Regions from separate parts of the Mus musculus genome. Here region 1 is linked to region 2. Evidence: chromatin loops called from intact Hi-C (ENCODE). Cell type or tissue: heart. All regions are shown on one strand.

Region 1 (8,000 bases), 300 kb before region 2:
CAACAACAACAACAACAAAAAACCAAACAAAATGAAATGTTTATAATTTTTAAAATTTATGTCTCTACAAACATAATCAATGTTAAATAGCTTTTCAGATATTTGAGGGTCATTTTTTAGAGAGGGGAGTGGGATTTCTCTTTGTAGCCCTGGCTATCTGTAGACCAGGTTAGCCTTGAATTTAGACATATGCCTGTTACTGCTTCCAGTGTACTGGGATTAAAGACATGCAACACCATGCCTGGCTAGGGCCACCATTTAAATTGTGTTGTTCTTCTCTGAACAACTAGTTCACATCTTTGGTCTCTTATCCTCCTTTTTAGGGGAGTTCCTGAACACTCTCATGTGGTACTTAGATTGATATGTAGTGCAGCCCCTTGTCCAGTCACACAGGCTACTTTGTGTGTCACCCGTGGAATCAGACTCCTCTCTGTGTCTGTTTCGCACCTTCTTCTGTACTCACTTAGAGAACTACAGCAGGAAGCAGCTGGACACACCCGGAGGAAAGCTGGCCATCTCGGTGACTCATCTTACTTTAATCTTAGTCCCACAAACCTCAAGTATTACCTCAGTGTCACTGTGCAGTACACTGCCTCGCCCATTGTCTCTTGCTCACCTAGACATGCCCTCAATCTTTTCCTGTCCTCACTGACTGACACAACAACAACAACAACAAAATAGAAAACCAACAGAGCATCTGTTGAACACACAATAATAACCATAACCACCTAACCTGATCCAACATAACCCACCTCTAGCAAAAGTACAAAATGATGCCAGGGAACAAGAACTAAAAATAAATAATCAAACAAACAAATCATGTATCATTAGCATAAGTAGGAGGTAGAATAATATAATCACTCATAAGTATCCATAGGGGACTGATTCCATGGCCCAGAACATCACAATTTTTTTCTTTTTTCTTTTTTTATTAATCATTCCATTTGTTTACATCTCAAATGCTATCCCACTTTCCCGGTTGCCTTTTCACAAACCCCCTATCCCACATCCACCCTCCCCCACCCCTGCCCTTTGCCTCTGTGAGAGTGCTCCCCCACCCACCCACACTCTCCCGCCCCACTGCTCCAGCATCCCCCTATGCTATGGCATCAAACTTCCCCTGAACCAAGGGCTTCCCCTCCCACTGATGTCAGATGAGGCCATCCTCTGCTACATATGTATCTGGAGCTGTGGATCCCTCCCTGTACACTCCTTGGTTGGTGGTCTAATCCCTGGGAGACATCACAATTTTTGAGTGCTCAACTCCCTCATATAAAATAATGGCAAATAGTAAAATGTGCAGACCATCTACTTTGAATCACATGTACATTATCTGTAATACCTAATGCATTGTAAAAGAGTGTATTACAACAAGAAAAACATCTGCACATGTCAGCATACATGGAGCTGTTCTCAAAAACACTTTCTTCTACAATTGGCTCCAACTGTACCTACGGACGTGAAGGGCCAACTGAACTGAGTTTACTTCAGCTTTCAATGGAGCTCCAAATCAAAATCCAAGAGAAGCAGTTGCTGCAGAACTTCCTCCAGACGCTAGATTGTCAGGAATCGCTCAAGCGGAGAGAGGAGGTGTGAGCAAAACTTCCATACCTGCATGTGGAATCAACACCAGCAGTGTCAGGATGAATCTGGGACTGTGTGAACTTCAGTCCTCCAACTTGCCCCACAGAGAAGGGGTAGTCTTACTGGCCTTAACTAAGTGTGTGTGCTCTGCCTTGACCACTGTGAATAGGCTAGGGATGCCTGGCAAGGCAGGACAAGCTCAGGGGGATCTCACCCAAGGAAGACCAGGGAGCTGTTAGGCCCTAGTTCCTCTGGCTATGGTCTCGTTTGGTTTGTATTCAGCTGACGGTGCTGAACGTGAATAACGCAAATCAATGACAAACCGATGCAGAACGACACTCCCAGTGCACTGGGTGACAACTTTCTTAATGAAACTGAACTCCTGGCTTATTGATGTCTTGATAAGAAGTGGGCGCTACAGAGAGATTTTCATGCCTGGTATACACATTGTCAAGTAGGCATTTGCTAGACAGACCCCAAAACCAGCAGGATAAAGTATATATCCGAGATCCACATGGATGTCTAGTTGGCATGTTCTCAGAGAGGTTTCAATGTTGCCAGCAGAGGGCAAGAGAATATTTACCTGTCTAAGAACTGTGGACTTAACCACGTTTGCAACGGCGCTGTGGAGGTGTCTCTGGGAAAACAAGTTATATAACCATTATGAACATGGACCTCTGGGAGGAAAATGTATTTAGAAACTATATGTTGGAATCAGAAATGAATCCCCATTAGCATTGCAACAGATCATTTTTACTTATAAAAAAAAAGACCTTTTCTAAATGGTGCACATATTTTTTAAAAAGATTTATTTATTTATTTATTATGTGTAAGTACACCGTAGCTGGCTTCAGACACACCAGAAGAGGGTGTCAGATCTCATTACGGGTGGTTGTGAGCCACCATGTGGTTGCTGGGATTTGAACTCAGGACCTTCAGAAGAGCAGTCAGTGCTCTTACCCACTGAGCCATCTCTGCAGCCCCACATATTTCACTACAGATCCTTAGATGCTTGACAAAAGCATGGGCCTATTTCTAAGTAGTGCAAGTTGATATTTTTTAGGAACAGATTTATTTGAAGATCCTATAGAAACATTGTCCCTAAAACCTTAACAAACATTAAGGGGCAATGGCAGCGATTTATTATATAGATTTCAAAACTAAGTTTCCTTAAAGCATGGGAAGCATGCAATGACATTCACCGAGGAGACTACCATTGAAAATAAACACAGACCATGGGTAGGTGAAGGACAGAGGAAAGGTCCTCCAGTAGGCAGAGGACAAACATAGGATTAGACCTTAGGGAACCTGTGATGTCAGTGGCCAAGTGTCTGCTCTCCCTAACGCTTATCAGAAGTTTACTTGTTGTTCTGACGTGGCCCCACTGGAGGGGTTGTGGCACAGGTCCTCCACGTGTTGAAAATGAGCTAGGGTTTGGGTAACAGACCTGGGTGTGATACCTGGAGCCGCTGGAAAGGGGTTAATATTGTAGTAAATTTGAAGTAGCAACAGGGGGGAAAGTCAGCTGGGCAAAAGGCCTGGGATTCTGGCTCTACCACAGTCATGATCTGGATGAAGTCTTCTGCCTCTGTTTGTTTTTATTTTGTTCTGTGTATTGTGTTAGGTGTGTACCTAGAGCCTTGTGTGTGCTAGGCATGTACTGAAGTGCTGAGCTACACCTCCAGTCCACATTTTCAAGTGTTAAATAACAGTTTGCCACTAGGGGATCCCCAAGGTTCCTTCCTATTCATAGAGTCAATAATGGCTTTTGTGTTGTCCCCACCTTAACATTCCCCATCTCAGTTAACACATGAGCTTATAAAAGTGAGAATAAGATGCTAGTTTTTCTGCAAAAACAAAACAAAACAAACAACAAACCAGGTAATTGAGGAAAGGACTCCTATATGACTCTAATAGGCCTTTCCAGTAGGAATTTCTGATTTGAAAGCACAAGGAAATTAATATCCTTTCATTTATTTCATGTGGATGGGTTTGTGCATGCTTCAACCTGCTTCAAGCTGTAATGCATATTGCTTGTATATAACTGTATTCCTTGGGGCTTCTTCAGTAGACAGGATACTTCTTCAATGTGGAGAGGCCATTACCTGCCACCAAATTTTAGACTGTCTGCAGTAGCTGACATGAAATAAATGTTCAGTCACAGAGACTTCCACTTGAAGGAACAAGATATTTAGAACCAGGCCTTTCCAGAACTGCCCTTCGCACAACAGTCATGCCTGGCAGAATTGAGGGCACTTGACTGTAAGTATCTGCTTCTGTCTCAGTCAGCTGCTGGTACGGCCTCTCAGAGGACAGCCATGCCAGGCTCTTGTCTGTAAACATACTGTAATAGCATGAGTGTCAGACTTTTGTGTCTTCTTCTTCTTCTCTTTCTTCTTCTTCTTCTTCTTCTTCTTCTTCTTCTTCTTCTTCTTCTTCTTCTTCTTCTTCTTCTTCTTCTTCTTCCTCCTCCTCCTCTTCCTCCTCCTCCTCCTCTTTTTTTGTTTTGTTTTGTTTTGTTTTTTTCAAGACAGGGTTTCTCTGTGTAGCCCTGGCTGTCCTGGAGCTCACTCTGTAGAACAGGCTGGCCTCAAAGACTCTTTCTTTTTGCTTTGATCAGTCCTCACACTGCTGTCAAGAAAATGAAGGAAAGTCTTTATTGTCAGCCCGTCTTGTCTTCCAAACGATCACTCATAAAAAGAGCAAGTTTTGAGCAGACATTTATTTAGTCTATGGCATCCACCAAATGAGTCTCCACAAATTTAATCTCTACATTTCTCCCTCATTGCTTAGTTTGTTGTGCTTCTCGGGCTTTTCTGTGAAAAGAACTCTATTTTAACAGACTACCAGATTATTCCTGGAGACAGCCCTAGGCCAACTCTGCACGCACGCGTTTCTGCAATAGCCCAACAGAGGGCAGCACAACACTGCTGGCTCCTCCCGTGTGGGCTGCGGTGGTTGTCAAAGGATTTCAGTTTTGAAAAGCTGAGCTCCTATCTGCTCAAGAATTTAGAGTAGAACTTTAGACAAAGGATCTTTAATTGCATGCCGATAAAACGTCAAAACTATTGTGCATGAAGTAACTGGGCTTTAAAAAAATAACTTTTAAAACAATGCATTCAGGATTAGGTGACAGGCTTGCCGCTGTGAGCAAAATTCTTTTTTTTTTTTTTAACTCATCAAAAAAGCTTCAGCCTGTGAGGAAATTCTTACAATCTCCTCTGTAAATCACTGGGCTGAGCCTTCCTACCTTTGGATTACATAATAGTACCATATGCCAAAATGGATGGTCTGCAGATTCGGGTAACCCATTTTTAACTATAAAGGAGAGGTTTTGGGTTTTTTTGTTTTGTTTTTTGTTGTTGGTTTTCACCTCCCTGTGAAATTTTTAATGACGAGTAAGAGCGGTTGTTTGGAGAAGTTGCTTATTTCACAGAACGCAGCTGTTATGCCTCATGTTAGATGTGAAGAAAGGCATCTGAAGGTGACCTTTCCTCAAGTCTTCTCCATCATAAATAACAATAAGAAAAAAAAAAAGGTTTCCCCAGGTTAGGCAGAGGTTTTTCAACCAAGGCATAGATAACCTATCTGTGCCTAGACTTATGGGGACAGCGGCTTTAGGGTTTCTAAATCAATTCCTAAGGCACCAGTAGGAAACTTAGAAAAAAAAATTCAAGTGGGAAGGTTTCGATTTCTATTGAGCTTAGACACATTCTGAGAGGGAGCATTTAGTGAACAGAAAGATCCAAAGAGTCTGAGGCACGTGTTACTGCCCTCAACGGTATTTAAGGATTCAGGAAATGCAAGAGCTCTCACTGGACATCAGAGCTCGGTACTCCATCATGTTCTCTTGATTTCCAAAAGATTCCAGATCCGTCTCTAACTCGCAAAACATGTTAAATCTAAATTAAAAAAACAGAAATAAATGAGGTACACTGTCAAATCTCAGGGTGCACAGCCAACGAATGTCCTTTCTATGCAGCTGGGAGCCCTTAAGAAGGGCCTGTTCCGCTTCAGCCCTCCAGCACATGCAGGACCAGTCACCTTCTGTTCTCTAAGCTCCATCCTGGGTGGCATAAAGAAGCCCCCTCATGTGTGTGTGCTCCTCAACTTAGGAGCTATAGTAAAGCCGCCTATTGCTGGTACTTGTTCCACTTTAAGTGGTTTTGTCCACTCAAGATTGATTTGAAGAGGTTTAAGTAAGCTTCTTTATTGGAGTTTAGCACATATGCAGAAAAGTACAAGAATGTTAGAGGCCTAGGGTGTGGCTCAGTTGGGAAAGATCTCCATTTGAATCCCCAAACACCTACGTAAAAAGCTGGAGGTGGCTTGTAATCCCAGTACTGGGGAAAAGAGGCAGGAAGAACCCTGGCATTTCCTGGCCAGCCAAGTCTAGCCAAATTAGTGAGTTCCAGATTGACCAAGAGACCATGCATCAACAAGTATGGTGGCGAGCAATCCAGGAAGATACTCGAGGTTAACTTATGGTCTAGACACACACAAGTGAACATATGTATGCACACACACAAAGAGAGTACACCGTGAGTATAACTCAATGAAGAAACATTATCAAACAGATTAATCAAAGAAGACTTAAAAAAAAAAAAAAAAGCAATGTTCTAGGTGGCAGATGTCAGGAGAGCAATGCTAAGTGACTAAGTAAGACAGTTCGACACATGTCCCCAGAGTACCTGTGACTCTGGGTGCTTTCTTAGTCTATAAACTATAATGTTTCAAAGAAGCTGAACAGATATTATGTGGTAAGGGGGGACTGAAGAAAGAAAGAATAAAAAAGAGCACAAAGCAGGTTGATTTTTCTTAAGTTCCTTTCCTAGTAGAGGTTGGAGCAGAGAGGGTCATTTAGCCAGCTCCACTGGCTTTCTGAAGATTCATCGGCCCTTTCCCCATTTCTGGGAAAGCAGTATAAACACCGTGAGTCCTTGTTGTGTCAGATCTCCATTGTCTGCATTTCTTTCAGCTTTTTTTTTAGCTTCCAGGTTCCCGTGGGAATGGTTCATTAGTTCAGAATGTAGTATTAGAGGGTTTTTCTAGCCCCAAATTCCAAACTCTTCCATAGTCCCTCCAAACACAAGATCCAAACTTCTAATAACCATTTGGTCAGGTTGATTGGAGCAATGGTCCTACTTCTTGTTAATCAGTTTGCTGGATGTTCCTTCCCCTCATGGCTGAGACAAAATATCTGACCAGAAACTTAACAGAGGAAGGACTTATTGTAGCTCACAGTTGGAGATGCATACAAGCCATCATTGCCAGGATAAGACAGAGACAGAAGCTGGAAGCAGATCATCAAATTGCACCCAAACTTGGGAAGCAGAAAGAGATGATCTCTGGAACTCAAGCTAACTTTCTCCCTTTCATACAGTCTGGGACCCCAGACTCTAGAATGGTGTCATCCGCATTTAGAGCAGTTTTCTCTACCTGAATTACTAGGCCCAGATATTTGTTTCCAAGGTGATTCTAGTGTGTATCAAGCTGACAATCTGTATAAATCATCTCAACTTCCCTCTCTGCTGCTTGTCTGGTAATACAAGCTCAGGCTTGAGCAGAAGTGGTATTTGCAGTAATAGCAGAAAGAGACTAGAAACAGATGTTATATGCTAAGGGTGGCCATAGGGCAAGCAAAGGACATCAAATATGACATAGTCGAAGCAGCTCATTTCACAAGCAGCTACATAACTTTGAATATACATAGCCTATGTAAATAAGTCTGTTGGCTATCACAAAGTTGATCTCTAGCCTGGGAACGTTTTCATTCTTGAGTAGGAGTTTGGGTGAGACAGACAAGCTTTTAAATTAAAATCATAGGGTTATAGCAGGGTGCTATCAAGGTCTCCCTGAAACTTCAAAGCTAGAAAGATTAGAATGACAGCTTGGACATCCTAATCATCCTAAAATGGTCGAGTATCGTGTATAATCTAGGTCCTCTCCAGAAGCGACTCAGGTAGGATAGTCTGCCTCATTAACCCTAGCTCCTTTCCCAGCTGCGTCACGTTGTTCTCAAGTTTCTTTCTAGGGGCAGCACCCTTAGAAGCACATGGCCCCCAAATAACACGACATCTGAAAAAGAAGACAGATTTGGAGTCCTGAGAAAGAAACAAGTTGTCAAGGGTGGGATGTGTGGTGTGTGCTGAGTCTGAAAGAGGCTTCCAAGTCCGTTTTGAGATCTGTGGCCTGTTGGTAGCAGTCAAGTTGCACGCATCCAGGGGCACACCTGACACCCTCTGAGCATTAGAGGGCTTTGCATTGGATTTCTTTGTTTCTAAAGGATTTCTAATTATCTTTTAGTGGAAATGATTACCAGATGGCTTAGTGGGGGAAATCTCTTTCACCTAGAGGAGCGCAATGCTCCCTCTCTAGAAGTGTCCAGTGCCAGGAAATAAATGATTTCTCAGTTA
Region 2 (8,000 bases):
CTCCCATGAAGGTGGGTTAGAAGACGATGGAAATTATTTGCCAAACAGAACTAAAATTGCTGGGGTCAATGGTGTGATCACCTAACAAGGTTTTTGCGTTATTCTAATTTCCCCAAATCAATCCTTCTTTCTCATCACTTGATTCACGCCCTCAGTGAGTGTGGTAAAGACTCCTATTCAGACGAGGAGATATAAGTTCCACGTGGGACTTAAGGTTTTCTCCTGTAAAGTGAAGTTCTCGTCTTGTCTATTTTAGATTCTTGCTTGCCTTTTTCTGTACTTTGCTCTGTTTCTTTCTTTCTTTTTTCTTTTTCCCCCAGAAAGTGAGTTTTGTTGCCATGGACTTGACTCTGGGAAATAAGGAGGTAATGTGTAAAGATAAACTCTGGAAGTTTATTCATTTTGTTATAATAACCAACTTAGGTAATTTACTATAAATTCTAGACTTCAGATTGTTAACTTTTCTTTCTTTCTTTTTTTTTAGATATTTACTTTATAAACATTTCAAATGTTGTCCCCTTTCCTGGTTTCCCCTCCAAAAACCCCCTATCCCCTTTTCCCTCTCCCTCCTCACAGCTTACCCACTCCCACTTCCTGGCCCTGGCATTCCCCTACACTGGGGGTGGGGGCGTAGAACCTTCACAGGACCAAGGGCCTCTCCTCCCATTGATGACTGACTAGGCCATCCTTCCTCTGCTACATATGCAGCTGGAGCCATGAGTTCCACCATGTGTGATCTTTGGTTGGTGGTTTAGTCCCTGGGAGCTCTGGGGGTACTGGTTAGTTCATATTGTTGTTCCTCCTATGGGGATGCAAACCCCTTCAGCTTCTTGGGTCCTTTTTCTAGCTCCTTCATTGGGGACCCTGTGCTCAGTCCAATGGTAGGCTGCAAGGATCCACTTCTGTATTTGTCAGGCACTGGTGGAGCCTCTCCGTAGACAGCTTTATCAGGCTTCTGTCAGTAAGCACTTGTTGGCACCCACAAAAGTGTCTGGGTTTGGTGATTGTATATGGAATCAAGCAACTCATAGAACTGCCAGCAGGAAATTGTCCCATCTCCGGGTGCTTGCAAATGTAACAAATGGAATGATAGATATGAGAACCTGGGGAGATGGTGCTGGCTTCAAACATAAAATGAAATAGTTTTCAGCTATAGGGATGCCATATAAATATAGATGCTGTAATTCCTAATATGTAATCACTCCACTTCAGTGGCATTGAAATTTACTTTACCTCAGTGCAGTTGATGGAGGAAGGGCCTGTTAAGAAGATTAGTGTAATGAACCCACTGAAAAAAGTACATTATAAAATGAGAACATTATTTTGGAGATGACTAATGGTAAGTATAATTACTGCTAATTTCATGTATGCTTAATCTGTCTTAACACAGGCCCAGTCTTCTTTTACCTGACCACCTCTATAATAAATCAAAAAAAAAGTGTTTCATTATTTTAATATATTCCACAATCAGTAATATTAATTCAACATGTATTTCTAACAAAATTACGTAGATCAGATTTTTACCATGTTTAGAAGCATGACATAGTTTTTGGTTGCATTAAAACACTATTGAAATCATGTAGCTGCTTTGTCAAGTGCTGTGGTAGTTAGTATTTTTCTTTCCCTTCTCCTTTTCAGTTAGCAATCTATAAGCCAAGATATGCATTAAATGGAATGTAATGTGAGAGGAGAAAGTGAGGTCATGGCTGCCCATAAGTGCCTTCTCATCTCCATTAGTCAAGGGTTTAATTTAATAATGCCTTCCCTGCATTACATACAGGAAGGAAAAAGACTTTTGAGATAGGCAACAATTATGTTGTTTGATTTGATGGGAAATCCCGTCCTGTCTGGGGCTTTCCAATCCTATTTTTCTCCCCCAACCCTCAGGGGATGAGAAGTCTATTTGAACCACAGAAACCCCACCTCTCCTTCCTTCTTTCCTTGGCTCTCTGGACACTTACCCCATCCTAGACCTACCAATGGACCATAGCAGTGGCTGGTAATTTACCCACTGGCATCACTATTCTTTGTGTGTATTCCCAGGTCTTCTGTTAGGTGTTGAGACCTCACTTAGCATGGTTCCATTAGCAGAGATGCTATTCATCGCAGACATGGTGCATGTGAGCGATGTTCGTTGAATTGTATTGCCCCCTTGCTCTGTCATCCCCAACTCTTAGTCTTGACATTGTGGACTATGATCTTTGAATAGATTTTTTTTTCATTAGTGAGCCCCATATTTAATTGCCAAATTTCTTTTCGGTCCCCTAAAAAAACCCAACTATGTAGTATTTATTAAATATGAGCTTTGCATGAAATATTGTATGGAACTGTTAACAATAGTTTATTCTTACTTCTATTCATAAAACATTTCCAGTAGACCAGGCATGAGGCTCACAACTTTAATCCTAGCACATGGGAGGCAGAGGCAGGCAGGTCTCTCAATTCAAAGCGTAGAATATAGATCATTCTAGGGCAACCTGGAGTATATAGTACCAAAACCCAGAATCTGGAAAAAAGAAAGAAAGAAGGAGGGGGGTGGAGAGCAGAAGGGGAAAGAATCAGAGACAAAAGACAGGACAAATGGAAGAAAAATCAGAAGTTTCAGAGGATTCTATAGTGTTTATATAATATTTCTGTGAATTGCTGTTTTTCATGTTGTACACTATGATGAACTCTGAGCTACAGTTGTCTCCTGGAGGCTGAGTTATTGTAATGCAGCTTGACTTTGTCCTGTGTGGTTCTCTGGCCTCCCTACTTCCTTCAGTTGTCCACATGACTTGTCTTCCCCTGGTGCCCCGTTTCTTCTTCCTGTTTCAGCTCTGTCCAGTCACTTCTGTCCCGGTATTTTTGTTCCCCCCCCCCAACTTTTTTTCTCAGTCATTGATGGCCTGTTGCCTGTGGGCTTCTTGATGGACGCAGTAGGAATGCACACCTGCAGTCATCCATGTCTTAAGCCTTTCTTTGTGACGTTGCACAGCTGGAGCTGGTACTTACACTGACTCTTACTCTTACACACTACAGATTTTCCATGGCATGAATATATCTTTGTAACAGTGAGGTACCTTGCCATCGCCACTCAGGGGCCAGCTCGCTGTATTCTAGCGATGGTGACCGGGATGGTTAGAGGCTGTGAAAAATGACATGACTTGATTCCTTTCCAGATTAGTATCTAGGAGTTGTGCAACAGTTCTCTGGAACAGAGGAACTGTGTCATCCGTTTCTACCAGACGTGAAAACAAAAGTCTGCCATACGTCTGTGCCTGTGGCCAGATCGATGGGAAGTTCTGTTCCTGTGTGTTGCCGCCAGTACAGAGCTGCACGTGATCTCGTCTTGAGCAACTCAGTCAGGCACAGGAAATTGAGCCATGGCTAAATTATGTGTCAGGGAAGAAGAATTTCTGAAATGTTGTCTAAGTGAACATTGGCATAGATAAGACATTTCCCTATCAATACAAGAAAACAATCTAAAAGAAATACAAGCTCAAAATTTTATTTATAGAATGTCCAGTTTGCCCTGTTAGGTAGAATTGCTAGATTTAGCAAAGAAAAGCTTGTGATACCAGTCAGGCAGTATAAGTATGTCCCATGTAACATAGGACACATGCTTATATTAAAATCTTACTGCTGGTTCCATTTGACCTCTGTATTTAGTTGGATATCATTTTTCTAGTAATTTTACTTACTTTTCAGGAAGTGTATTAATTCGTGTTTCCCTAATGGCAAATTAGAGTACGGATTTTTTTTTTAAACAAATAATGTTTTAAAAATTTGTCCAAACATTTGCTCCCCCGATAGACACTTATTTAAATAAGGAATGATATGAATTTAAGGGTTAGTCGAACAGGCGTCCCTATAGGTATGGTATATTAAAAGTGAAGATAAGGCATCTTGGAAATGAGAAAGAAGGATTTACAGTTTCTGTCGACCAGAAAGCTCTTTGTCTCTGTTCTACTCTTGGGTTCTAAGTATGTTCTCCGGAGACTATGAAAAATAGGAGTTAGTGCTTGTTGAGTTCCGTTATATGAATGGGCCCACTGTTTCTTTTTAGTTTCTCTTTCTCACAGTTGCCATAAGAGATATGATAGGTGCGTATGATATAGCCATTTTGCAGATCAGTCTGGCTTTAGACACCGAGTGTCCTTCGTTAGTCTCCCGACTGGCTGGTTTATACAGTTACGTTCCACCTTGCTAAGCTCAGTGCAGGGATTTTAATGGCCATTGTACTGGATGCTAGGCCATGTAGGTCTTGTTTTGTTTTCTATGTGAGTAACATACTTTACATAGCTAATTTACAATGAGTTTTTATTTTATTATATTTTGAGACAATATCCGTAGCCTGGCCTCAAATCCCTGGCAATAATTCTGCTTCTTACTCCTCAGTATTCTGTATGTAGGCATGAGCCACCATGCCTGTGCCTGGCATTTCATTTGTGTAATGTTATATCCATCTTGCTGCTAATGATTAAACTTTGTTGTTGTTTTTAATTTAACTTGTTTTTTATGTATTCACTTTATGTCCCACTCACTACCCACCCCCCTACTCACCTCCCTCCCACAATCATTCTCCCTTCCCCCTCCCCTTCATCTCTGAGTGGGTGGGGAGCCCCTCTGGTTCTCCCCGCCCCCCACCCCCACCCCCTGCAATTCAAGTTTTTGCAAGACTAGATGCTTCCTCTCCCACTGAGGCCAGACAAGGCAGCCCAGCTAGTAGAATATATCCCACAGACAGGGGTATATATTCAGCTTTTGGGGTAGTGCGTGTTCCAGTTGTTTAGGACCCACAGGAAGGCCAAGCTGCACATCTGCTACATATGTACAGGGAGGCCTAGGTCCAGCCTGTTATGTTCCTTGGTTGGTGGGTCAGACTCTGTGAACCCCAAGGGTCCAGGTTGGTCGACTGTGTTGGTCTTCCTGTAGAGTTCTTATCCCCTTCAGGGCCTGTCATCCTTCCTTCCATTCTTCCCTAAGTGTCCCCAAGCTCCATCCACTGTTGGCTGTGGGTGTGTATATCTGTTGGAGTCAACTGCTGGGCAGAACCTTTCAGAGGACAACGTGATCCTGTCTGCAAGCATAACACAGTATCATTAATAGTGTTAGGGGTTGGTGCTTGCCCATGGGATGGGTCTCAAGTTGGGCTGGTTATTGGTTGCCCATCCCCTCACTCTCTGCTCCCTCCCCCATGTCAGCATTATTTGTAGATAGGACAAACCTTGGGCTGAAAGCTTTCTGGGTGGATAAAACTTTATTTTTATGTACTATTCTAGTACGTGCATGCATGTATGTGTGTGAGTGTGTATGTGTGTGTGTGTATGTGTGTGTGTGAGAGACAGAGAGACAGAGAGAGAGAGAGAGAGAGAGAGAGAAAGAGAGCACACTTGTTTTGTCATTCATTCATTGGTATACATCTAGGTTTGTGCCTAGCTTACTTATGAGTAGTGCGGTAGTAAACATATAGATGAGCTGTCACATTGCCAGACTGACTTCCCTCCTTTGCATAGATACCCAGAGGTTACTCTAAATAGTGTAAGAGAGTCCCCTTTACTTAACATCCTTTGCAATATTAATATTTTGCAATATTGGTTTTATTATAATTGTTAATTTTGTTTTAAGACAGTATATAACCTATGGTTCTCTCCTCCCTCAGGCTCCCTAGACCACCAGCATGCACCACCATGCATAGTGATTTTTGTCTTATACATCAGAGCCATTCTACCTGTGGTGAGACAGTATCTCGGTGTGCGTTAGATGTTCATTTCCTGGATGTTCAGTGATTAGTTGAATGCTTTTTGCTTAGACTTTGGCCATTTGTGTATCCTCTGTTGAGAAATGTCTGTTCTGGTTATTTGCCCATTTTTAATTAGATTATTGCTTTTATTGTTATTTTGTTCAGTGCTTGGTTTTTATTTGTTTGTTTTTAATTGTACTTTTAGCCAGGTTAAAACATACTGTTGTCTGCATAGTATTGTTAAGAGTCTTTAAAGTTTATTCATTTTCAACAGTTATAAAAGATACCTGGGAATTCAGTTATACTTGTTAAGCCTTAGAGCTTCTTTTATTTTGCCTCACTCTGCTTACCTACCACATTGTAGAAGCTTATGCAATTCACTGGTAGTAATCATCTGTGTCGAGAGTGGCCCCCAGGCTCAGGTGCATGGTTGAGTGCATGAGGGAATTCTCTCCGCATTGATACTTGACATTCCCCTGCCTCTGCTTCCCTCTAGCTAGCTGACTGTGGGCATCCTGTAGGGTTGTAACACACTACTTCTCTATCCAGTCTTTGGGAAGGCAGCTTGCAGATTGGTTATGGCAGTTTCTTCCCAGTTACCTCTTACGTTCCTTTCTTTTGCTAATTTCCAGCAATTCTACTGAGTTTTATTTGCTTCTCATTCATTTGTGTGTGTGTGTGTGTCTGTCTGTGTGTGTGTGTGTATGTGTGGGAACTTCTTATAGCTGTTTCTTCTGCAGTGTTTCAGTCAAATAAACATATTATCATACCTTAAATTTGCTCATTTACTCTCTTTTACCCCAAAGGTATTCAAATGAATAGCTTTTTATGAAATAATTGAGAGTATTAAGCAAAAATTATAAGTATTATTCAAAGCTTTTTAATGCCGACATTCAGCATAGACTGTTGCTCTGGTACTCCAGATAAATAACTGGCATGTTAACACACACACACATTCATAAATGATAAGTCTCTTTGAAGGTACGTGAAAGTGCTAGCATTTCAAACTCCAGTCAGTTAGGACTCCAAAGTGCATGGCGCTGTGACTCATTATGGAGAGCTGATGACTGACTTATGCCTGAGACTCATTCTAAACACCTCTCCCGTCACGCTTCCCGTCACTGGAGAAGCAATTCATAACTCTGTCTTATAAGCAATCTACGTTTTAAACATACTCTAGTTTCCATAAATATTTTGTAATATAAAAAGTATAAAAGAAAAAAAATCTTTCACTTTCCTTCCATATAGTCCTTCCTACCAAAACCATGTTACTATTATATTAGGTTTTTTTTTCCTTCCTAATGAGAATGAATGCAAGTAGGTTATTCCTGCTAGTGTGGCATGGGTCAACTTTTGTTGTGCGTTCTTTTTTCTGTTTTGCTAGTTTAGTATGGGGGCATTCAGATAAGGGAGGGGAAGTTTTATCCTAAACATTATTTTTCTCAGAGAAGTTTACTGATTCCGGGATTTGAAGTCCTGGTTCCCGGCAAACTTCAACTTTATTCATGAGCATTTAGCCCCTCTTTCTCTGTTCTTTTGATTCTTACCTCCCTATTTTTTTTCTCCAATTTTTAGCTTCTTGGTGAATAAAATCACGCAACTCAACCCCATTTACCTCATAACTTGCCATTTATTCTGAACACCTCTCTTCGTGCGAAGAATCTCCAGAGTGTTCATGCCTGTTCCCTACTGTGAGAAATATCAGCAGTCGGCATCCTCACAGTGCTAGCTATTTCTTAATTGAATGTAATACTACTTCCTGAACCGTCTCACCTGTGCAATGTGTCCTTCTCAGCTACATTATCTAGGTTGCAGAACCTGAGGCCCCACAAATTGAAATGTTCTAAGATCAATTTTGAGTTACCATGAAAAAAATTTTTTTCTTTAATTTCATTTTGTTGGGTAAAAAAAAAAAAAAAAAAAAAAAAAAAAAAAACAACCCTGACCATTCTTTACAGAGAATTTAGTATTCATGTGAGAATCACAAAAAAGAAGTAACCAGACTTCCAAATTAGATGAGTGTTTGGGGAAATGTGAATTAAGTAAGCCACTGGAGGATATCCAAATATTGCAAAACATGTTTTGAAAATACCAAGTGGAATTCCATAAATAATAAAAAAAAAATGAAAAAAAGAAAGAAAGAAAGGAAAAAAAAGCCATCTGCCTTTGATCACCAACTAATCTGTGGAAGTGTCCCATGGTGTCCCAAACTCTTCTCAGCTGTTCATAAGTTGACCATTTAATACGAAAACAGAATAGAAAGCATTTAACCCTT

What was found. Peaks named below come from ENCODE experiments on the same cell type or tissue, not always from the same donor. Only the 100,000 strongest peaks of a DNase experiment are listed, where the experiment ranks them.
Region 1: it touches region 2 in a loop (2.2-fold over the local background); 2 of 42 quality-filtered maps call a loop at or near these places.

The regions. Positions count from the first base shown.
Region 1 is chr12:40,252,921-40,260,920 of GRCm38, forward strand. No RefSeq gene overlaps it. Among named protein-coding and RNA genes, the nearest start is that of Gm40403, 8.8 kb to the left of the region's middle. In heart, a CTCF peak has its summit at 3,317; a DNase peak (open chromatin) is centred at 4,491.
Region 2 is chr12:40,556,041-40,564,040 of GRCm38, forward strand. The region is part of intron 1 of Dock4 (dedicator of cytokinesis 4); the gene reads left to right. Among named protein-coding and RNA genes, the nearest start is that of Dock4, 110 kb to the left of the region's middle. In heart, no CTCF peak of the experiment used is centred here; a DNase peak (open chromatin) is centred at 3,281.